3 separate regions of the Mus musculus genome follow, and all the other regions are linked to region 1. Evidence: chromatin loops called from intact Hi-C (ENCODE). Cell type or tissue: left cerebral cortex. All regions are shown on one strand.

Region 1 (8,000 bases):
ACACACCAGGCCTCTGGTCCCTCTAACACCATTCACAGTGCAGAGCCTCAGGGCACTGGCCGACAGCCCTGCATTCCACCCCTCCACCAAGCGGGCTCCACCATTCGCCTAAAGCGGGCAAGACAATCAATTCCCGCCTACAGGTTCTTGCTGCCTTTGCAGCCCTCATCCATCCCAGAGAAAAAGCCCCTGGGCTCTCACTTCCCTGGGGAGGACAGAAAGAGGACAAGAGCCAGCCAGCCTAGCCACCCCTCACCTGCACCTCTGCATGTCTCAACGGGAAGGACGGGAAGGACGCAGGCCTTAAGCTGGGCCTCCGATCCTTCACACTGCTTTGGCAATTCATCACCCCCAACATAGGCAACACTCAAAGTCCCACACCTAGGAGGGTGGGATGTGTGGTATTTGGGACCACCGGGTCTGTCACCTCGATAGAAATCAGGTCTCTAGGGTGGCTCTAGTGGGGATCCTAGCTGTGCTGTGTAGTTCCTGGAGATAGGAAGAGCAGCAGCACCAACCAAGCCCCCAACTGCCCACCTGGCTCACACCAGTGTTGGAACAATACGCTATTGTTAAATTTTTCGTTCTAAAATATGGGGTCAAGACAGCTTCAGGTCCTTACTGGCCAGCACTGGCCCAGGTTGAGTAAGGGGACCCCTGATCTGAACCATCTTCACTTTGCCCAGGCTCAGGCTTAGCTAAACTTCCCACCAACTGAATCACAGTCCTCACTGGGGAGCTTCAGAGATTTCTGTCCTTAGGAAGCTCAACAGAAGGATCTACTCTGGGCCCCTAATTCTACCAAAAGGGCCAACTGAAAGGTCCAGCTTAAACAAGCCATGCAGACAGAGGTCTGGAGTAGGAGCACCAGGAAATACAAACGAAATTATACCTCAAAATGCACACCCCTGGGACAACCTCACACCCAAGCCCTGTGTCCTGCCGTTACATCCATTGGCCCATCTGTCCTTCTGTCCTCAGGACATCTCAGTCACAGCTCAGGGGCCCGAGTAGTATGAGGGCAGAACAAAACCCTGAACCACCATGACCTTGCTCCTTCTTCTATCCCCTGACCCTGTCAGCCAGTTAGGAGGCTTCTGGGCTGGCTGCTGGTCACTCTTGCTTCAGGTAATTGAGTCAGGTTCCCAGGAGCCTTCCACAGTCCCTTAAAATGCTGTCTAAAGAAATAAGAAAGTCTTCAGTAAGCCCTGGGCCGTCTTCCATCCTGAGCCGCCTCGCCCTCTTCTTGAAGGGGTTTTGGTAGTAGCAGTAACAGTCACACAGCCTGAAACCAGGTCTCCAGGTTGACACTCAAGTGGAGACCCTGGGTCTGTCGGGCAAGCTCCTGTGGGTTGTTTCCAAGAACGCCCTGAACTGTGGACTCCCACCGGTTGTGTCCTTCGGTTCTTGGCCTCCAGAGAAGGCCTCAAGATCGTCGCTGGACGCCCGTTCTGGCCCTACATAGGGCCGGAGCCAAGTGACCTTCCCCACCTGGTGGAGGGAGAGCAGGAGGCCCAGCAGGGCGCCGAGCGGGTGTGGGCCTCTGGGAAGTTTCCGGGGCCGCGCTGGGTGCGCTGAGCCAGTCTCTCGCTTGCAGCGAAGGCGGCGGCAACAAAAAGAGCGCAGTCACTTTACGTCTCTCTCCTTCAAGCTTTGGTCTTTCCTCAGCGAGAGCCTGACCATCCAACCTGCAGCCAGGGGGTCGAGACTCCCAAAGGCTCACGGTACACACCGGACTCTAACAGTACACTGCACACCCGTTCCACGCGTCGTGGAGAGTCACCCAACACGCACACAACCCCTTCGCATCCGCTGGGAACCTACTGGCACTGTTCGCACCAAGAGGGGTCAGAGGTCATGGGTGGCCCAGAAGGCCGAGGTCAAGGGCAGCTGGCCAGGGAGCTCGGCAGGAAAGGGGCTCTTAACCGAGGGGCCACGAACTCCAACGGCGGAGCTCAGGGAAGCTTGGCGGAGGCTGGAAGTTGCTTTTCCCTGCAGAGTGGGCGCGCGGCCTAAGACAGCCGGGCCGCCGTGGGGCCAAGTTCCGTAGGGTCCGGAGCTCAAAGTGCCTGGCTTTTTCGGAAAACTATCGCGGATCCCACACCGGCTCGCTGGACTCACGCTCTTTAAGAGTTCGGCTCTGGAAGCCGCGAGGCCGGGCCAGGCAGGATCCTGCCCCGGAGGCGCAGACCGAACGGCCTGGTGATCAGGCAGGGACCTGGAGCCGGCCCGTGGTAGAGGAGGGGGCGGCGGGGGCGAGCGACTCGGATCCTCTCCGTACAGCGCTCAACGCTTCGCTGGAGCCGGACCGTGGCCCGAGCTGTTCGAGCCGCGCTTCCCCCGGCCGCCCTGCAGCGGGTCCCCACCTGCTGGCTGCAAGGGACGAAGCCCCGGGCCCGACTCCTGCGGATGGCGCCGGCACTGGGACGGGAGGGCGCGCTGGGCGGCTGCGAGACACGGTGGCCATAGTGCGGACGGCAGGAGCCGGCGGGCTGCGGTGGGGACCAGCCCGCTGCTGGCTGAGCGCACAGCCCCAGGCACGGCTCGAGGCGGCGCGAAAGAGAAAGTAAGCCCCGGGCCCGGGTAGCCTCGCCGGGACATTGGTCCCTCTGGGGCTCGCGGGTGCCGGGGACAGCATGTGCGAGAGGGTCGGAGCGAGGCCAAGCGAGGCAGGGCGGCGGGTAGCAAAGCGGCCAGTGAGGACCCCGCTGCCGGAGGCGCCGGCACCGGGCGGCCGGAGCGAATCGCGAGGATCACAGAGGAGCGCCGGCCACCACGCGGGGCACCACTTGGGAATAAACTTCAAGAGCACAGTTTCGAGCGCAGGAAAAAGTCTCCATGTTGCTTCCCCAGCGGCTGCGGCCGTCCTGCCCTTGCTCCCGGGGAGCCGGGTGGGCGCCGGCCCGCGCCCCCTCCTCCGCCCCCTCCCCGGCTCAGGGTCTCCCTCCTCTGAGCCCGGCTGGCGGACGCCAAAGGCGGTGCTCTAGCGCCCACTATTTCAAAAGCCCGGAATATGATTTGACCAGGACTGAGAGCCACTCGGAGAGAGAGAGGGAGAGAGCGAGCGAAGAGGAAAAGTTACTCTCCCCTTTCGTCAACTTTTCGCTAACTTTCGCTTTTCTCGCTCCTCCACCCCCGGCCCTCCCCCTCGGCCCCCCTCCCCGGCCCCCACCGCGCGCCTCGGGTTCCCGGGCCCGAGCGCCTGACACTGTGGGGGGGAGGGGGTTCTGCGGGGAGGGGGCCGGCGCCTTCGGGGAGCGCGCGGCCCGGGCGCCCCGAGCCTCCGCGCGGAGCCCGGCCGCCCCGGAGCGCGGGAGGCGGAGCAGCCCCCGGACCGCGCGGTCGACCGGGGGCCGGAGCCGCGGGCGCGCCGACCGCGCCCCGACGCGCACCCCTGGCCCGGGTACCCCGGCCCCGCGGCCCGGGCCCGGCGACGCGGCGCGGTCGAGCGCGGGAGACTTACTTTTGGCTAGCTTCCTCGCCCTCGCCTTGGATCGCATGGTGTCGGCTCGCGGAATCTCTCTCCTCCTCCTTGAGCCCAGAAGCAGCTACACACTATCTTCATCTCCCTAGCATTGTCAGTTTGGACACCTTCGCACATGCGCACAGAGCACTCAATCTGACACCCCTCGCCGGGGCCAAAAAAACTTTGCAATGTGTTCATCATCCTCTTCGTCGCGCCGCCGCCGCCGCCGCCTCGGCGCGGGATTGGGGGGCTCTCCGAGGCCTTCTCGGTCTTCACCTCACTTCTCTCTCTCCCCCCTCCCCCCCCCTTTTCAGCGCAGCTCGGAACTGGCCCTTTAAGAAAACATTCCTTGCTCGTCGCTCCCGCCCGGGGCCCGCACCCTGGACACTTTAAAAGGACCCAGGTAGCCCTGGAGGCGAGGTGACCGTCTCCCCGCCCTGGCCCTGCGCTGCGCAGCGCTGTGGCTCCTGCCCAAGCCGGGCCGTAGAGAAGACTGGCCCGCAGCGGGTTTCTGCGCGACTTCCTTGGATCTCCCCGCAAACGCGCTGATAGTTGGGACACGGGTCCAGGCTGCTTTTGCTGCGTTTTATTGCGTTTTATTACTAATTAAAAAGCTTTCGTTCGCCGTCGCCCCAGAGCGCTCTCCTCCCGAACTCCCCTCGGTCCCCGCCCGCACCCCGCGCTCGCGGAGGGGGTGTCAGGGCCAACGCGCCCTAACCCGGCTCCTCCGAAGCCCCCGCCGCCCGCCGCCCCCCGCGGGCCTCCCGCCCCCGCCCCTCCCCCCGCCCCCACCCGGTGGCTGCAGCTTCGGGCTCCGCGGCTCAAAAACAAACAGCCGAGGCGCCTCCAGCTCCAAGCTCTGCCACCGCCCGGGACGCCGAGTGGCGCTGGAGCCGTCGGTCCTCAGCCGGGCGCGGCGGCTGAGGCTAGCGCGCCCCGCGTCGGGGGGCGGCCGTGCGAAGGCCGGCATCTTGTCCTGGGCGTCTCGGGGCGTCCTGCACCTCTGCACCTCCGGGGTGGGCCCGTGCGCTGCGCTCCGGTCTCCGCGCCCCGTTGGGCTGCAGCCGCGGCCCCCAGGTGAGTACCGGGTGCGGAAGCGCCGGAGCTAGCCCCTTTCAGGAGCTGGGGTCCTTTCGGGACACTCCCCTCCGGCTCCTCCCGGGCCAGGTGCCGCTCGGGTTGGAGAACCCGAGGCACAGGTGGAGGAGTGCGAGCAGGAAACTAGCCGACGCTCTCTCCCTGAAGCCTTCACATTCGGAGCTCAGGCCGACGAGGGGCCTGGCTGGGCAAGAGCAGGGTGGCCCCAACTAAGAGGCCTAATGGGATGAGTGTGGATTCCTCCTGCGAGTACGGCTACGATTTGAGTTTGAATTGGAAACAAACGGAGGCGCTGCCAGGCTGGGTCACTGCCCTGGGCACTCTCTCCGAAATCCAAGGTCCCTCTAAGGCAACAAGATTCAGAGCTGTCACGGTGTCACCTGAGCCCTCGCAGGGGTGGGCGCCATTTGGGTCTTTCTACCTCCCAGGTGGGGCTTCTCGCAGTTCTCACCCCTTCTTTGTTGTCACCGGTTTCCTAGTACTGAAATCTACACACCGAAATCCGGTTAAAACAGCAATCCCCCAGAGAGTCCTCCCTATAGATTCCCTCACCCAATGGAGAGTGCTGCTGGGCCCAAACTACCCCAGAGAAAAGCCTCAGAGCTGGCGGTAGCAGCGCTGACTGCCTAAGGAGTCACTTCCCTGCGAAAATTAAGACGCATCTGAGGAGCCCACCGCTTTGGGTGCCTAGCCCTGCACCCAGCTGGCTGCACAGATGGAGGCCCTGTTGTGGGAAGGCCTGGCTCATCCCCCTTTCTCAGTCTCTACCTGGGCCGAGTCACAGATCCACTCCGTTTATAGTACTAGGCAGACTAAGGCAGCACTGCAGCCGTTAGGTCTTGGAGGGCCTGCTCACCCACACCGGGTGGTGACAGAGCCCAGCTACACGGGAGATTCCGCCCCAGTGGCCTCTAGCCCGTGGGCTTAACCTGGCTTAAGTAACACAGCAGAGAAGGCTCAAGGTCACCTAGAGGTGTAGCACCCCAGGTGTCCCTTGAGATTTGGAGAACTGGGGGAGGGGGGTGCTAATAAAGAGCTCTACTAACGAGGGACCCTGATCTTCCTCTACTCTAGCCCAGTCCTGGCTTCTTTTACTCTAGACCTGAAGGCTGCCATAACCCCCCCCCCAACACACACACACACACACACACACACACACACACACACACACACGAGAGAGAGAGAGAGAGAGAGAGAGAGAGAGAGAGAGAGAGAGAGAGAGAGAGAGAGAGGCATAACAGTCCTAATTCTGGGGTGTCCAGTTTGCTTGAGTCCTCCTTCTGGTCCCCTCTCTGCTCAGGGGGACACAGAATTCTGGCCAGAGTGGACCAGATCAGACTAAGATAAGAGCAGGGAGCTGACCCTTGCCAGTGGAGGTGTTGGCAACTGACCATAGCAAGTCTTTCCTGCCTTTGGCTGCCACTGTCTGAGCTAGGGGGATGACCTGCCTGGGAACCAAGGCTGACCAGGAACCTCCCAGGTGCTGCGATGACTCCTGGGTGCAGGACCTTCGGGTCTGGGAGAGCCCTGGCCCTGGCCCTGGCCAGGCCCTGCCCCCACGTGGCCAGACTTAGAAGCTGAGCGGTCAGACATGAAGAATTCCTCAAGGAGAGTGGAAAGGCAGGGAAAATCAGACCGAGGTCCCCTCGGAGGCTGCCTTGTATTTCTATCCCACCAAGAAATTTTTCGGCAGGACTGGGAGTTGACACTTAGGGGGACACGTAGTGGAGGTCCTCTTGGGGAACAGTGATTACTAAATGTTTCAAGAACCATTTTAAAATCCAGTCAAGCTCTGGGGAGTTTGGGGACCATAGACTCTGTAGTAAGAAGCACAGCCCACTCCGCTCTGTGTTTGGAGTAAATCCCTGCTAACACGGCCAAGTTAGGGAACCAGCTTCATTGCTGGGAGGGCAGGGGTATGCTAGTGGAGAGACTTCCACCCGCCGACTTCTGTTATGCTCCAGGCCAGAGATGCCCACCCCTTCAAGCCAATGGAGAAAGAGGCTATAGAACCATATCAGATCATTCTTGGGGACTGGAGAAAGACCAGATTAAGGGAGTGGTCCTCTGTCACTTAGGGAGCACCGACTCTTCTAGTTCCTTACTACTACTATGCTCTACAAAGTCCCTTTCTGTAGCCACACCCAGTCCTAGGCTTCTTAGGGGAAGCCAGCCTGTGGAGAGGTGCAGGAGTCAGAACTGGTACCTTTGCCCCTGGTATTGGGGTGGGGATTCACCCTAGCCCCTTGTAAGCCTGCCTAGATGTGTCTACCACCACAGTCTCTTGTCCTCTGTCCTCTGCGTACTTCAGCCTCCACGCGCTCAGTCACAACCTCCTGCTGTGAAGACGCAGGTCCCCTCCGAGAGCAAAGAAAACAAAAGCACCTCTCTTTGCTTTGCCACGTGTGCTTTCCAGGCAAGCTGGGAGTAGGATCTTTGTCAGACTGCTGGTCCTCACCCTACCTTGGCACAAGCCTGGATGAATGAGGGTCTCATCACCATGGGAGTGTGTTTTCATGTTCCTTGCCTTTGGTGGAGGTGGTGTTTGTAGCCGAGACAGGGGCAGGGAGTCACCTTCCTGCCTGCAGATAGGTTCTGACCCTGACCGGGTGCTTGGGACCCCATGCAGGCCTGGGGAATGGCTCCAAAGCGGCGGGGGAGGAGGGGTGTCCTCAGAACTCACTCTCCATTTTATATGCTTTGCCCTGGAGCCATTTTCAAATTCCCCTTTGCCGGTCTACCCTCCTAGCTCAGGAAACCTCGATGAGACCTGGATGACCTTCTGAACAGAATGAAAGTGTTCAGAATTTCTGTCCAAGGGGTTCTTTCTGAAGATTTGGGACCACCCAAGGTCAACACCAGTTTCTGGTTCCCAAGTGGCTCTCTGGAAGGTATGGGATGCTCTCCACCAAGACTTCCCAGGAATGCAACCTTGTAGCCGATTTCGAACAAACCATGTTCAGAAAGGGACTTCTTTGTATCAAGGGATGATGCCTGTCCCCTTTTCACTGGCCACATCCTAGAGGCCTGTGTAGGTAGGTATACTTACAGTCGCCTAAGGGATTCCAGCAGAATTTCTCTGTCCTGAGCCCCTGCAGTGGTGAGGATTAGGAGTTGATTCGCCTGCACACTTGGTCGTGTAGACTGTGGACATGGTGAGGGAACTGTTTTGTTTTGTTGTAAAACACAGAGATCCGGCCTGAATTCCCTCACCCCTTCCCCATTTGAGTTAAAAAAGAAGGGAGTTGGCTTTTATATCTTGCGGGGAAAACGCTCTCCAGAAGGCATAGGAAGCCCCTAAGGACTCCTTCCTGCCCGAAGAACACATTGTGTTGGATCCAATGCAGAGAAGCCCCGGGCTCTTACAACTGCACTGGAGCTGCGGCCACCGGGAGAGCAATAAACGGAATCGGTTTCCCACGCTTCCCCTTTATTT
Region 2 (8,000 bases), 140 kb before region 1:
TTAGTCAGAAGATAACAGGTGTTATAAACTCGGAAAATGTTTGCTCACCTCAAAAATCGATAGTGCCCCTGTAATCAACACTGTGGTTAACTGTACCCGTCTCAAAATGGGTCCAGGTTGTACTCATTTGATAATTTCTTAATAGCAGAGAGAGACTTTTGGTTAAGGTTGAAGCAGGGCCACTCTGGTTTCATGGGACCCTCTGAAGACCTGGTTTGGGGTATGGTGAGGACAGGACTACCGCTAGCTCACATAGCCAGATTCTACTGCTCTGCAATCGAGAGTTAGAGCACACGGATGGGCCACCTAAACCCAAAGCATATCAGCTTTAGAGTTTGAAAATCTAATCATTTTCATAGAGGCAGGAAGGGACCAGCTGAGCTCTAACTCAGCCACAACTCCAAGGGCAGGAGCGCTGGTCTCCAGCCCAAGCAGCACGTGGGAAACAGGCAGGGCTCTGCAAAGGACCGAGGCCCCGCCCACTGCCAGAGGTCATGTTCTGGGCTCTGCCTGGGCCAAGCCGCCAGCAGTTCTGGAGCGCAGCCAGGACAGAACACAGGCCCTGAACAGTAGCTAGTGAGCAAGGCCTCATGGGCAGGGCCCAGAGCGTGCCAGGCCCATCTCTGGGCAGAGCCCAGTGGGGTATAACACTTGAAGCTTGCTGGAGGCCACAGACAGTTTTCCTCAGGGAGCAAAGGTGGGACAGTTGGTCTGATAACCCTCATCCCTCAGATGCAGGGGAAAGGATATGCAGGAACTCAGGGCTGTTAGGTCTGCTTGGTTCCTTCCTGCTCAGAATGATGGGGGAAAAAACCCACATCCCACAGCCTAGGCCTCCCAAGCAGCAGCCAGCAGCTAGGGGCATCTTGCCTATTGTTATTGGCTTTCCTACCTGGGGAGGGGGTGGGGTCAGCCTGGCTCTCTTTGCTTTGGGTGTAGGAGGCTGAGTGGGAGGGAACCTGAGCTCAAGGTCAGGACACCTGCTGCTGAGGCCAACCCTGCTAGGCACCTGCTAAGGCTCCTCCTTCCCACGGGCATGCCTCCATGCCCAGTCTGAGTGCTGCCACTGGAGATCTGTAGTTCTGTGCTCTGGGCTATGAGTATGTTCTCCTTGGTGGGAACCCATACCCACCACACACATGTATGTTTATGTGTGTGTGTGGGGGGGGGGTGGCATATGTGCATGTGAGGTCATGCAGGTCACACATGCCATACCTACATGCACATGTGTCTGTGTGCATGTGTCCGGCACACTCACGCTCTGGATAGCTCAAAGCCAGACAGGAAAGGGAGCCAAGGAGAAAGGGACAAATTCCAAATGCCTGTCCTGCCCTCACTGGCTTGGGAACAGTGCTGCATGTCTCTCTGTGATTGATGGCCTCGGCAGTAACTCTTTATTTTTACTGAAGAAAATATAGTACTTATAGACTGCATCCATTCAGGACAAAGGATTCTCCAACAATACAGCTGTAGGCATTCCCTCTCTACTTGCACAAAGACAACACACCCAGGCCATTCTTTACATCTTGTGTTAAAAAAATAAATAAAAGGGTCCCACATACATTATCTGGTTTGAGTGTGTCCCTTACATTGTGATTCAGAAGCTCAGAGAGGCCAGGTGACTGTTCGAAGACACACAGCAGGGAGCTCTGCCTGTTACCAGAGGGCCCAAGTACATCCATCCCTGGGCTTTCCCAGTGAAGTGTCTGTTTCCCTTAAGACTAGAGCAAAGCAGTGGGCCCTTCTGAGGCCCTCGCTGAACACCAGTTCTCCAGGATCACTTTACTCGAGAGTTGCAGATGACAGCTCTAAACCAGGCATCAGCGGTGGGCAGCTCTGATGCCAGGGCACAGCCTCTGTCTCAAGAATCCTCTTGGGCTGGGTAATGGCATGTGCTCCCCAGACAGGATGTGCTGGGCTTAGGAACACTTGAAGCTGTGTGCCAGTGGCAGATGTATCTTTGTTCTTGTGGTATTGTTTTTCTCAGAGCTGGGCTGGGCTCAGCTCAGCTCCTCTTGACACCCTTGACTAGGACTCCACAGATAACATCTCTGTGCACAAGACCCTCCAAGGAGTGAGCAGGCTGCACACCTAAAGTGGTTTCAACACAAAGATGTCACCAGGGGATAGGGAAGGGAACTGGGGACTTCTTCCAGTTGGGTCAAGTACTCTAGAGAGGTCACCTTCCCTGTGCTGTTTGTGGAAGGGAACCCCAGTCATTACAGATACGCACCAGGACCTGAGAGCCAGTGAGGTCTCACACTCCTGCACCCGGCTGCTTTCTCCTTTACCCTGGTCTTGCTTGGTCGGGGGTGCAAGCTACATGGAGGTGAAAGAGGCCAGGCGCATCTCCCCAGGATAAGTCTGCACGGGTCAGTCCTGGGGCAGTCCCGGGGCTGCCTGGCTGCCTGGAATAGTGAGACAGTCTGTGGTTCCTGGCATTGGAATCTCCTTTTGGAACAGGCCTGTGAGGTGGGTGGGCTTGAGACCCACAGAGACATGCGGAAGGAGGTGTCGCATACAGGAGGACAGACGGTGTGGGCCGAGCAGGGAGAACGGATGCTTTTATCAAGGCTGGTGTGGGCATGTAATGGATGTCCTCTGTCTGGAGCCGTGGGCAACGCTGTCTAGGTCCTGTGAGAGCCCAGGAGGCCTCTGCTGGCAGGGGTTGTGTGGTCAGTGTGGAGGTTCATTATTACGTGAGTGACAAACATCTGTGGCCCTACGACCGCCTCACTGTCCCCCAGGGGAGAGAGACTCCAGTGGTTCCTGGTCTTTATTCCACCCAAACTCTGCGAAGAAGATACCATGACTGGAGGAACCCGAGAAGCAGGCATAGCCCTGTCTGTGAATCCCAGACTGGGAAAGATATTGCCTAGACTTCCAGGGGAGTGAGGTCCTCCAGGTCAGAAAAAGAGACTCCAAATTCCCTGCTGGATGTCCCGCCCACCCGACCCCGGTCCCCTGTCAGCCTTGAGACATTATCTACCCTGATCTCAGGGGGCAAAGCTATGGCTGGGCTTGGGGGATTTTACCGTTCAGTTCCCAACTGATGTGGACCAGCCAGGGTAAATCATTAACCCGCTTCTGCCAGCTCCTTTCTGAAGACGATTCCACCCTCCCAAAGGCTCACTGCCTGGCCCCGGCCCTCTCCTCCCACGCTGGACCCTTCCCCCGCCCAGCTCCACTGCACTCCAAGGGGAGAGAATGAGAAAGCAGGTCCTCCGGGAGCTGGCACGGCAGACAATGTGTGTCTTGTGTGAGTAATTTAGCGCTGTGGCCAGTCAATCTGGTTTCTGGGCCCGCTGCCCTGACCCTCTTAGAGCTGCTGGCTCTCGCCAGCACAGTGTGAAGCATTTTCTTTCACTGCTCTGACACTCCGCAGATTGAGACGTCAGCCCGGTCCAACTACAGCAAATTAGCAATTTTTCTTTTGCTAATTGGAAATAAAAACGTTTGCCGAGGGAGCTGTTTGTCGGCATGCGGTTTTCGGTTTCTGTGCACAGGGAGGCTGCGTAGAAAACACATCCCAAGGCGCTGTGCACCCCGGAGCCGGGGGGCCCCTTGCTACAAATGTGGAGGGGCCTTCTGTTAACAGTGCAGAGATATTCCCTGTTCTAGCCCCAGAAGCTATTGCTCAACCAGCGGAATATCCCCATGTCCCCAGGACGCTTCGTCTGGAGGCCCATTCTGTACTTTGAGGAACGACTGGGGTCCAGCAGGTGGCAAAGCTTTCTGGGGCAAGCCGGTGAGGAAGTTCTTCACCAGAAAAACAGAAGCTGAAAACAGGAGAGAGACCCACAGTAGCTAATGCCTTCCTGAGCACAGAACACATCTTCCCAAGAGCCGGGGGTGGGGTGGAAGTGGAGGGGGGTAAAGAGACTTCCAGAGTAGCGTGTGGGATGTCTGCCCTGCACCCATGCTGCCCAATGTGTGTCCAGGGTAGAATACATCCCTAGTCTGGCTCCATCTTAGTTCCAAGGTACAGAGACCCCCCAACCCATGAGAAGAGTGTGAAGACACCCAGTCTAGAGAGCAGATGAACACGGTCCTTTAAGGAGAACAAAGAGAAACAGACGGAGGAGCCAAAACCATTATCTAGGAGGGCTGCCTGGACCCAAACCCGGAGAGCTACATCTCAGAAGTCTGCTAATAAACAGGTCCATCGTGTCCACCCATGTGGGCGCATGTGTGCATGTGAGTACATGGCCAATTGAGTGCCGGAGCCCACGAGTGTGACTGATCATCCCTATGTACAGACCCTGCCCTCCATGTCTAGGGGCTGATCAGGAATTCCAGGCTGCAGGCCAGCACACAAAGGGTTACTGAGCCTCCTCCTTCCCTGATAAAGCTTTTGACAGCCGTGCCTAATAATTCTTTCTGTTAGAATCTTTTCTTGATGTCTTTATGCGAATATGAAATCCGGATGAAAGGCCGTGGGGAACCCTCCACAAGAGAGGAAAAAGTATCAACCAGAGAGGAAGGAAGACTGTCCTGCACTCCCTGCTGGGAGCCAGTGGCTGCCCCCCCCCATCTGTGTTGAGGCTACTGAGGCCCTCTGTGAGTGGCCAAGTCTTCCTCACTTGGGTGTGACAATGGTGTCTTCTCAGAAATGGCTGAGGAGAGGTGACAGCGCTGAGGTCATCCCTCTCATAAATGACGGGTGAAGGATGCCCTCTGCCTAGCACTTGACTATTGTCCAAGACCTCAACATCAGTAACAGAGGAGAGAAGGCTGAAGAGATGGGGGCATTCCCAGAACTCATTTTGGCGGCAGGGTGGTGGTGGTGCGGGGCAGAGTGCAGGTAGCACCCTTGATGCACCACAGTTTTAGGCATCAGCCGGCAGAGGTCACAAGAAGCCAGGCTGCTCCTTCCAGGATTTCTGGCTGGGCAGCAGCAGCCTGGGGCCAATGAGAGACTTCAGTGGGGGTATCTTGCCCTAGAGTCACAAGTTTTTTTCTGCTTTGGGCTGGAGCACCCCTCTTTTGACCCGTGAACTGGAGCTAATGCAAACTGTGCAAGTCGCCAGGTTCAGAGGGGGCTGGATTCCATTTCCTGGGGCTCCTAAGCTTCATTTTGATCCAAAGTAAGAAGTGAAAAGAATGCTTTTCTTTTCTGGTTCTGACCTGGCCTGAGCCAGAGAGACCATAAATCCTGCATTAGAGGGCTGTTCCCTTGGGGTCCTGTTTCTATTCCAGACCAAATAAGTCTGGATGAGGATGGGGTACCAGGCAAATGCCATGGTCACTGAACAGGTCCCCACCCCCACCCCGCAAGCCAGCTCATCTCTATTGCTCACCAAATCCTGAACTCCTCGCTGATGATCTGGCAGGGCAGCTCCAAAGGCCAGGCCATCCTGGGCCATTTCCAGCAGGAAGCAACCACCGCTGGTTAGTTGAGAATGGAGAAGCCCAGCTTCCTTGTGGAAGAGAGTGTTGGAGATACTGTACTGAAGCTTTTGAAATCCCATTTTGGAATGAGCTTCAAAAATACCACAACACTGATCAAGACTCTTGGAAAGGAGGCCATCGGAGGGGTGACATTACTGGCTCAGGTGCGGGTGTCTCTCCTCTGCCCTGACAACACTGCCACAGGAACAGCAACAGACTTTGAGATTAATCACAGGAGCAAGCCTTGCCTGAGCCCAACTGTGGTTGGCCATAGCCCTGGAAAGGCGTGGATGGGGCTGGGAGACAGAGGAGAAGGGGGTAAGGACTGAAGTGTGATGGAGGGGTGACGAGCAAGGCTCTGTCCTCCACAGTTCTCAGTGCTGCTGCTGGCCCCTGGTGAAGTCCCACTTTCTGTGCTATTAAACAGTTTAAATGTCTCTGGCTTCTGGGTTCGGAGCTGACTTCCATTTTGTGAGGGATCAAAGGGCAGTGGCTCCTCCAGGTTTAGGAAGGTTCAACCCTCCCCTTCACCTGCTATAGGACACAGTCTGCCTGCAGCAGCTTGCCAGCAAGAACCACTTCAGATATCTCCAAAGCCTGTCAGCTCCTGGACCCTGATGGAACATGCCTGAACCATCCTTCCCAGGCAGGCTGCACAGGGCAGTCTTTGCAGCGCCTTCTTGGAGGCGGGGGGTGGGGTGAGGCAGGGTGGGGCAGTGGGGGTGTACAGGGCCAGGGCTAGAGGTACGCATGCTCTGTGGAACTCCTCTCTGCCGCGGCTCTGCATCTGCCCAGCCCCAAGGCACGGATGTCACCACTGCGTCGGCGGCGGCAACAACGTGAGAACTGCGCGGCCCTTTCTTGTTGGTGGGACACTATTTGGACATGGCTCGTCCTACATCTCCAGGGCCTGGCAACTGCCACATCAGCACAAATTTCTCTCCCCCAACATTTCTCTGTGATATGCGGACACATTTTTTTCCCATGGAAAGAAAGTGTGGCCTTTGTAAGGGGGGCACGGCCAGCCCGAGTTACAGTAAAGATTAATCCCAAACAAGAGACAAGAGACAGAGACAAAGAGCATCACACACTTCGGCACTCAATGGATGTTTTCATAAATGTATGAATAATTTAAATTATCATTGCCGAGTATTTATTCGAGTGTTTCAGGGGGAAAATGCCTCCTCTTTTTTCTCCCTCGATTCCTTTCATTTTTGCTTCATCTCTTTTATGTGCTGCATAGGCTGTTTTTTGCCATCTGAATCGGCCCAGAACAATGGGATGTAAGAGGCTGAGGGGCCGAGGAAGAATACGGCCCTTGTTGCCGACGCCGCGCTGACATTGATTAATGAGGGTGCGGACACGGGCAGAATTTGTGAGAGCCGAGGGGGAATCGGGACCTGAGGGCATCCGAGGAGGAGGGCAGGGGCTGGCAGGGAGAAGCCCTCAGCTGCCCTCCAAGCCCAGTGGGAAAGGACAGGGGGGACGTGTGGCCTCAGAGCCACCAGCTCTGATGGACGGGTGACTCAACAGGTCCACGGAAAACAGTGCCAGGGTGGGGGGTCCTTGGGCCGATGCCCACCTGCCTGTCAGGCATCTGCTCAGCTGGTAGAGGACGGGTGGAGCTGCCATCTTGCTAGAATGATCCAGCAGGGTGGCCCTGCCCAAGGCCTTGGTCTTCTTCAGCCCCATACACACCTCCTCCAATGTGCCCGTTCCTGCTCTGGGGTCTGAATACAGAACGGCCCCGTTCCCAAGAGGCTCTGCTTTTCGGAAACTGATGGACCTCGTCCTGTGGATGGGGCCTGCCAGACTTCCTGACAAGATTCTAAGGATCCTATCTGCCAATGCATAGAACTTGTAGGCTGTGCCAGTGGACTAGCGTGCCGAGCAGGATTCAGTTCATCTCACCCTCTCTTTCCTATTTACATTTTCACCGGAGATGCTTTTGGGGGTTGGTCTGCAGCTGCTATGTAGTCAAGTGCTAATACCCATGACCTGTCTGCCCCAAGACAGCAGATTCTCATGTACACCACCAGCTTTAGTTGTACAAACCTTGATCCCCAATTTAAAACTATTAGCTAAATTAAAGGTGGCTACAGCCAGTTACTGGAGAGAAGAGAGGTAGGTGGGTTTTCAGCTACCTATCTGGGGGGGGGGGGTTGCAGGAAGGGACCAGGAGGAGAAAAAAGATGGATGGTACAGGAGGTCTCCATTGGGTATGATGGACCAGGATCTTGTGCCTGAGCAAAATGGATCCTGAGGACAGGCTGGTGGAACAGAAATAACCTTGGAAGACACAAAATATTGGGGGAGAACGGGTAGGGGGAGTAGCCAGTTTAGCCCTTAGAGAATTATATTAGGGGGTAATCCCCCAGTAATTGCACAAAAAGCTAAATAAATCAATCACAGTCTGAGTCTCATTCATTTGGAAGCTAGACAGGGATAGAGATAATCGCATTAATTTGCAAGATGCTTGTTTAGTTTTGACTCAAGCCCCTCCCCTAAGGTGACACTGGAGCTCAGGACTGGCCCTCAAGACAAAAGGTGGTGCCAGGGTCAGCAGAGGGGATTGTGTGGTGACTCTGTAAGGATGGCCTTTGTCAACA
Region 3 (8,000 bases), 80 kb before region 1:
AACCGTGTGCCTGCATTTCCTACGATCGGAATTTATTCGTTATGTCTATAGTGTTGTAAGTTTCATTTACGTCAAAGGAAAGGTAAGAATGGTAAGAATGGAGGGAATGAAGCTTTGAAGGTGGAGCAGACAGGACTACCTCTGCAGCAGTGGGAAGGGGCTAATGCTACTGCCAGGATACAGAGTGGGTCCTGGCATAACCTAGGAGCTTGGGGCAACATTGGCTGGCCCAAATCAGCCCAGAGACTCTGCTCATCTTTTATGTGGCCATCTTGGTGGGCAACAAACTTAGAACCACTCAGCATGGCCTCCTGGACATAATGTGTGCTGACAGATGACTGGGTTCCGCAGGTCTGAGTCTGGGACTCTTTCAGAAGTCAGTTCCGGCTCACTATTCCCAGGAGCAGAAGAATCTAGAACTTCATGCCACTTACTTGATGCCCTGACTTTATAATCTGTTGCTTGGTCCCTCTCATCTACAATCTCTCATTACACCCTGGACCTTCTTCCCTGTAGCTAGCTCCTACATCAGTCCTTCTACAAAAAAGGAAAGTCAGAAGAGCCATGCCCTAGCCTCTGAGGGGTTAAAGAAAGGCCTGGGAGCCTGGGAGAAGAATGTCAGACAAAACACAAGCACAGGAAAACACAGCAAGGCCCAGTGAATACCGTAACACGCAGGCTACATTTGGGACATACGAGTACCAAAAGATCATGAGCTGTTTACTGGATTTTAGATTTGACTGTGTATTCTGCACTCATCTGCTCCGTCTGGCCACCCTAGAGGTGGGCTGCAGCTAAGCCATTGTCCAGTGACAATGTGTCCTCATCTAACTCTGCGAACAAGGTGGATCAGCTAGGCAGGTGCTGAGGCCTCTGTATGGGAGACTGGGCAGCGATAGCCAGCTCTGAACATCCTATTTAGTCCTAGCCACAGCCCTGCCCAGAGGCTTACTGACCCCAGATAGTACCGTGTGCAAGGACAACAGTCAGGCCTTAAATCCATCCGGCTCCCCGCTCCTGACACTTAGGAACCACCAACACCCACCCTTGAGTCCTGAACGTCACATGGATGGTGTGGCGTCGCAGGTGAAACTGATCTTTGCTTTCTTCCCAGCACAGAAACCAAGCTTGCTGTCAGGCTCAGGATCCAGGGTCTGACTCTGAGGTCCTATCATAACCAGTGCTACACGCTGGGTCCTTCCCCGGAGCCTGTGGACTGGGGCCTCACTAGACAGGTCTAAGGAAAAAACAACCCTCAAAGCAGAATTATGTTTCCTCTTCCCAGTTCCTGTCAGTTGGGAGAGACAGAGAGGGAGATCGACTCAATGCACAGCTCAGCTTCCACCCGTTAACAAAAGCTCTCCAAAGTAGAAAAACATTTTGCCCATCCTTGGGGGTGTAGATTTGGGTTTGAGCTAAGGCATCTTTCGAATGACGGCCACCAGCACAAACCTAACCTTGAAAACGGAAGCTATAGGCACTTGGCAGGATCACCTCCCCCAAAGCCACCTAAAATCAGACTGATAAGAAATAAAATTCAAGGCGCCGCAGCCAAACACAGGGCAAGGACCTGCCTACCGGGAACTGCAACCAGCCCCATCTGTTGCTCAGGGCAGCCGGACCCTCCCTCGTTCTATCACAGCTCAAAGTAGGTTATCTAAATAAATGGGAGAAGAAATCAAGGAGATATATTAGCGTGGTGGGGTATTCGTCATCGCCTCTGTCCTTCCTTCCCCAAGAATATCGGTGATGAATTTGCAAATGGCTCTGGATTGTGACAGACCTCTTTTCTCTCTTCATTATTTATCCCTTCTCTGTGCACCTCGATTAGAGGCCACAGTGACAAATGCATGAATAAAAGGCAAAGACAATATTTGAGCAATGTGTTGTAAATCTCCCTCTACGCATTATTAATTTAAAGGAGTCCATTACACCCAACAGCTCTGAAGAGGAGAGCAGGGTAATGGGAGAATATGGCTTCTGCCCGTGGGGGTCAGAGAAAGAAAAGGCAAGATCAACCCCTTGAGGAGGGGGTGCGGGCTGTCCTTTCACCAAATCCCGAAGCCTCTCGACCACCTCACTTTTAGTTAATAAAAGAAAACATTTGCTCCCTCAGACACAATCTCATTTTGCAAAGTGGAGGACGGGTGTGATCTGAAAGGACCCCATTTTTCAGTAACTGCAAAGGCCAGGTTCTGACAGCGATAGAGACTGGCTGGGAGTGGGTGTCTCCTCTTGCCTGCCTTGAGTCAGAAACACTGCTCGCACCAGGAGAGAGAAAAATGGAAGCGGGCAGAAGGTGCTGCACACGAGCAGAGGTGTTGTAACAATGGAGTGGTCCCTTTCTTCTCCTGAAGAGAATTCACCACAAGCCTGTTGGCTGCAAAGACCAGAACAGCACAGCTAACAGAAATAATGCAGGCATCCCCAGGCCCAGAGACCACACGCGAATCAGGGCAGCCGTGGCAGCCACCGCCAAACCCTGAAGCCTGGATTTTTCTTTTCCCCTATTTTCTTTCAAAATCCTCCAAGAAAGAAGCATGGGTCCCGGATCTCAACACCTGCCTCTGGCAGACAAGATATGCCCACAGAGATCATGCCAGCCCTGTTCTCTCCCTGGAAATGCATCTCTGCCAGAGACCTTCCTTGGGAGCCATAGGGGTATGGCAGCATCTCACGGATTTAGGAGGTGGTAGAAGATCTAGAACTCGGAGAGGTCAGGACCTGCCAGGAGCCCACAGCACATAGAGTCTGAAACAAGACCATAGGAAGGCTAGGAAGCCGATAAACAGAAAACCTCCAACCAGCCACATGTTCTGAAGACCTAGTTTGGGAATTTTACTTGTTTTGTTTATAACCAGAGCCTCCTTTCCTTTCTTTTTTGCACAGACTTGCTTCCCTCCGTGAATTAGAAAGATTTTTCCCCCAGCAGTTTCCATAGGGTTGGCTCTGAACTGCTTGCTGGGGGCTTTGGGCCGGCTGTGTCTGCAGGCATCCTAACCTGGGCTCTGCTATCTTCCTCTCCAGGCCAGCAAGGCTCTTCATCTGCAGGAAGCTGTAATAAGGCCCATCTTGAGGGGATCAAGAGAACTGAGGATCCAGCTGAACCCCGGGGGCTCAGAGAAGTAGGAATCATGTCCTTCCAAGCCACCTAAGGGTGAAGTGAACGGTCAGAAAGATGCTGGACGCAGAGGGTGCGTCCTCGAGTCAGTGTACCGCACATTCCAGCATCTTCCTCTCTGAAGTTTAAAGCCATTCCTCTGAAACACGTCGAAGTCCAGCAGGAAGTGCACAGCTCTGTCCCTAAAGCCACCCACCCACCAGATTGATGGGTTAGTAGGAGCTCCCTCTGCCCAAAGTGTTCATCAGCCCCCACTCCGTGGGAGAGTGCACCAGCCCACAGTGACAGCCCGACAGTCCATTTAGGGACTCAGTGGTGGATTGTCAGGCAGATGCTAATGATTCATCACCGACCCAGCCCGGTGACAGCCCAGCGGCACACACAGGCAAACAGTGGTAGGGCCCAGTGGGACCTACAACTCTAAAATCAGAAACTCACAGACAAAAGGGCTTGGGATGCCGAGGCCGGTGGGAACGGGAGGAATCCCTAGGCTGGTTTCATTTTGTATTTCCCTCATCAGCCTAATTGCTTGGGAAGCTGTGGCTTTCTTTGACGCGGAGCAAGCAAGGGAAGACTCCCTGGTAACACGCTAAATCAAAAGTTGCCGATGGCGGATGGCAACGCAGATATGCACATATTAATTTGAATTTTTAAGACAAGTGCCGCGTGTTATTAATATAATTGCCAGTTGTAGAAACGGTGTATTTATTGCGCTTTGCTCTATCGCTTTGCGCTCCGTGCTTCTCAATGGTACAAGGGTTATGTTCAGCTGGTGTTTACTGAACATCTGACTGTTAATCAACGTAAATTAAATGTGTACTTGAAACCCTCACTTAAAGCCTGGCTAATTATTTTTTGATCCAAACAGGACTGCCTTTTCCGGAAGGGTGAATCGGGGGCTCTCCGGGGACCAAACGGTAGCAGGAGAAACCACTGCCAGCGTCGGGATCGGCCTCCAAAATGACATCCAGGAACCTTCCCCAATCCAGTTTCCTTTCAGCGAAAGACGGGTCGCTTCTACTGAGCCTGCTGTGGTCCAACCTTGTGGTCAGCCCTGAGCAACGGAGCCTCAGGAGTCTGTGCGTATGATTTCTCACTGACTGTGTGTCAGCTGCATGTCTGCTTCAGCTGTACACAGGCCACATTCCCAGTACTTGTAGCTGGACAGAACACGACTCAAATCACATGACACAGACTCAGCACCCAGGCTTGCATGCGCTTGCATGCTTCTACAGATAAAGACACACGTGCACACATGTGCACAGACCTAGCCCAGGTCTCTACCCTTGTCCCTTCCTCACTCATGGTCCTCAACCCTCCCAGATCCCGCGTGGCAGGAACCTACCCACCATTCCCACACCTCTCTCCAGCAGTGGTCTGAGAACACAGAGAAGTCGAGAGGGGAAGGAAACCTGAAGATTCTGCAAAACACTGGGCAAGTTGCAGTGAGGAAGAGCTGGCTCAGGCTGACTTAACTCCCTAGATAACTTGCCAACACAGAGGCCCTTCTGCGGATCTGCTTTCTTCCCCCTTTGAAGACTCTTTAGTATGGAAGAAAAAGGAATATCCTAGTGCCCTAGCACAGGTATGCTTTAAACTATACTTTGGTTTATTAATTGACTGATTGATGATTGACTGATTGATGGTATTTCATGTAGCCCAGGCTTGGCTATGTAGCCAAGCACGACCTTGAACTCCCTATTTTCAAGCCTTTACCCCACCAAGTGCAGGGATTACAGATGTGTACCACCACACCTATTTTATTCCAGCGCTGGGGGTTAGATCGGGGCCTTGCTCATTCTAGATACATACTCTGCCAACCGAGCTACCGTCCCACAACACTGGACAGACTGTTTTCTTCTCTTAAAATTAACTTCTGTATTTTACATTTTTTATTTTAACATTCCTCTATGAGCGTTTGTCGGCTTGTATTCCTATGTGCCAAATGTGTGCAGTGCCCACAGAAGATAAAGTGGGCATCAGATCCCTTGGAGCCGGAGTTACAGATGGCTGTGAGCCACTACGTGGGCTCTGGTTCCTTTGTAAGAGCAACAAGTGCTCTGAGCCTCTGAGTCATCTTTGCAGCCCTACTCTTTGGACAGCTAGGAGCCATGTCCAATTCTGCCATCTTTGTCCAACAGGAAGCAAACACCTTTTGGAAGTTGGCTTGTTCCTTCAAGCCACTCCCCAGGGAATGCATGTTTCAGGCTAGTGCAGCTTCTTGCAGTTGCTGGCTTTTCATAGACTCTGCAGACACCTGCAGCCCATCTTGGCTATGTGAGAGTACTGTCCTCTCTCTCCCTGTCATGGCCACGGTGTTGTAAAAATCCATGTACTGCATCAAGACTGGACATATCCACAGTTCAGACCTTAGTCTCTTGGTCTCTTGGATGGCAATGTCCAGAAAAACACCTCCCTGAGCTCTGAACGCTACTTACAAGAGACTGTATCCCTGCTCCAGGTTTCAGGGTGTGCTGACTTGCTTTATGTCCGCTTGACACAAGCTAGCGTCCTTGAGAAAAAGCCACAGTAAGATCAGGCTGTAAGCAGGCCTGTAGGGCATTCATGTAATGACTGTTGGGCGGGGGGGCGGGGGCAGGCCACTATGAACAGTGCTATTGCTAGGTTGGTGGTCTTGGGTTTTATAAGCAAGCAAGCTGAGAAAGGCATGGGGTGCAAGCAAGTATTCAGCACCCCTCCATGGCCTCTCCACCAGCTCCTGCCTCCAGGTTCCTGTCCGGTTTGAGTTTCTGCCCTGACTTCCTTCAATGGTGAACAGTAATATGGAAGCGTAAACCTGATAAACCCTTTCCACCCAACTTGCTCTTTGGTTATGGCTTTTCATCGCAATCTAACTAAGACACAGGGGCTGTTTCCAAGTAACAATGAGTGTGAGTCCATTTCAGAAAAGCCACGGCCCCTCTTAGAAGTGTGCGTCCCAAAATCAACTGTGTCCCGGATGGGCCAGGGCCTCTCCGTTTTAATCCACAAAGCAAAACGAAAGCTAAGTCCGTGACTTTGTGGGCTTTCTTTAGTGGGACAGTGCCCCAGCAAACCCTCGGCATCAAGCAATGCTCCCTGTCAGAGGCTCAGTGCCCACCTGAAGCTCATGCATACCAGCCTAGCCAAAAGAGGCAAGCCCCAGAGGGCAGTGTGGGATTAGCTGATAAGCACTCTCCCGCAAGCCAGGCCACTTCCTCAGTCACCCCCAGGGTCAAGCTGGTCAATTTCAGAGACAACAGGATCCGCCTGTTCCCTGCTCTCTCCCCCTCCCTCCCTCTCTCTCTCTTTCTCTCCCCAGGTTCTGGATCTGTCCCCATCTTGAGGAGAATCTTGATTCCCAAGGAGCGATCCTTTCTGGCAAGTAGACTTAGCTAGCTTTCTCTATCCTGAAGGTGTGGGCTTTCTCTCTCCCCCAGATATCTCTATCCCCAGAGAAGTCTCTTAGTGTCTCCATCTTAATTCACCCTACAAGTCCACCTGGCCCTACCACCACTTGTATCCGCCACACGTCCCCAGCCTCCGTCCACACACATCAGCTTCCCAGCATTCTTAAAAGGGGGAATCCATAAGCTGAAGGACTGGGCTGAGCCACAAATGACAGCAGAGCTCCCACTAACACCTGGACCCATCCCCTGCTGCCTTTCCACACCAGAGATGCTTAGTCAGAACTGTGACCTCACGAACTAGGGAAACATAGTAACAACAGCTGGCCTTCTGAAATGGCTTCCAACATGAATCAGGTCGAGGATGGATCTGGGAAATCTGAACAAGCATGTCTTAGGGACCCTGACTTCCTCAGACACACAGCTGGGAGGTGAAGCTTTCCAGGTGTTCACGAGCAGCTGCTGCTGTGGCTAAGATATAGGTCTGGTGGGACACCAGAATCTGCTACGTGGTGAGTCAGGACATGGACTGGATGACATGGAGCGGAGGGTCTTCCCTCCCCAAGGTACCAAGATTCCTCTGTGTGTGCCATGCTCTATCTAGTTCTCATATCTGTCCCTGTGAGAAAACACTAACCAAAAGCAACTTGGACAGTGTGCTGGACAGTGTCAATCTGACACACAGAGTAGAGTTATCTGAAAGGAAGGGACCTTAATTGAGAAAATGCCTCCACAAGATCCAGCTGTAAGGCATTTTCTTGATTACTGATTGATGAGGGAAGGAGGGAAGAAGGAAAGACCCAGTTCATTGTGGGTGGTTCCGTCCATGGGCTTTCGGACCTGGGGTCTATAGGACAGCAGGCTGAGACAATCATGGGGAGCAAGGCAGTAAGCAGCACCCCTCCGTGGCCTCACATCAGCTCCTGCCTGTTGAGTTCCTGTCCTGACGCCCTTTGAAAATGAAGAGCAATACGGAAATATAAGCCGAATAAGCTCCTTTCTCCCCAACTTGCTTTCTGGTCATGATGTTTTGTTTTGTCTCAGAACAGAAGCCATGACTAAGATAGACAGGGAAAGGTTTATGTGGCTTACGCAGGCTTCAGTCCATCCCTGAGGGAAGTCGAGGCAGGAGCTGAAGCAGAGACCACAGAGGAACGGAAAGGCTGCTCACGACTTGCTTCCTCTGCCTTGTTCAGCTATCTTTCTTGTACATCCCACGACCACATGCCTAGGGATGGTACTGCCACCGCGAGCTGGGTCCTCCTGCATCGGCCGTCATTTAAGAAAATGACTCACAGCCAATCTGATGAAGGCAATTCTTCAGTTGAGGGCCCCTCTTCCTAGGTGATTCTAGGTTTGTGTCAGATTGGCAAAAACCACTATGACAACCAACGCACAGGGTGCCTGACAACCGAGCTGCAGGAGGTTACCAGTCAGGCTGGCCCTCTTGGATTGAGGCAGATTAGTCCCCCAGGTGAATCACCAGGCATTCG

The links. Peaks named below come from ENCODE experiments on the same cell type or tissue, not always from the same donor. Only the 100,000 strongest peaks of a DNase experiment are listed, where the experiment ranks them.
Region 2: a loop joins it to region 1, with 1.9 times the contacts of the local background. A loop is called at or near these places in 9 of 42 quality-filtered maps.
Region 3: a loop joins it to region 1, with 4 times the contacts of the local background. A loop is called at or near these places in 8 of 42 quality-filtered maps.

What each region holds. Positions count from the first base shown.
Region 1 is chr4:154,633,260-154,641,259 of GRCm38, forward strand. Prdm16 (PR domain containing 16) reads right to left here and starts at 3,614. Exons shown (of 17, transcript NM_027504.3): 1 at 3,464-3,614. The coding sequence starts at 3,500. 5930403L14Rik (RIKEN cDNA 5930403L14 gene) reads right to left here and starts at 3,108. Exons shown (of 1, transcript NR_045643.1): 1 at 1-3,108. Prdm16os (Prdm16 opposite strand transcript) reads left to right here and starts at 4,321. Exons shown (of 2, transcript NR_168731.1): 1 at 4,321-4,543. In left cerebral cortex, CTCF peaks have their summits at 3,002 and 6,131 (motif pointing left); DNase peaks (open chromatin) are centred at 2,521, 2,985 and 3,595; H3K4me3 peaks cover 4,855 bases; H3K27ac peaks cover 5,508 bases.
Region 2 is chr4:154,496,675-154,504,674 of GRCm38, forward strand. All of the region lies in intron 2 of Prdm16 (PR domain containing 16), which reads right to left. Among named protein-coding and RNA genes, the nearest start is that of Gm52688, 6.2 kb to the right of the region's middle. In left cerebral cortex, CTCF peaks have their summits at 3,204 and 4,843 (motif pointing right); DNase peaks (open chromatin) are centred at 515, 3,277 and 6,789; H3K4me3 peaks cover 414 bases; H3K27ac peaks cover 351 bases.
Region 3 is chr4:154,553,098-154,561,097 of GRCm38, forward strand. The region is part of intron 1 of Prdm16 (PR domain containing 16); the gene reads right to left. Gm13133 (predicted gene 13133) reads left to right here. Exons shown (of 4, transcript NR_151634.1): 2 at 3,028-3,332; 3 at 3,990-4,200; 4 at 4,495-4,548. Among named protein-coding and RNA genes, the nearest start is that of Gm13133, 6.8 kb to the left of the region's middle. In left cerebral cortex, a CTCF peak has its summit at 3,498; DNase peaks (open chromatin) are centred at 3,433 and 5,122; H3K27ac peaks cover 607 bases.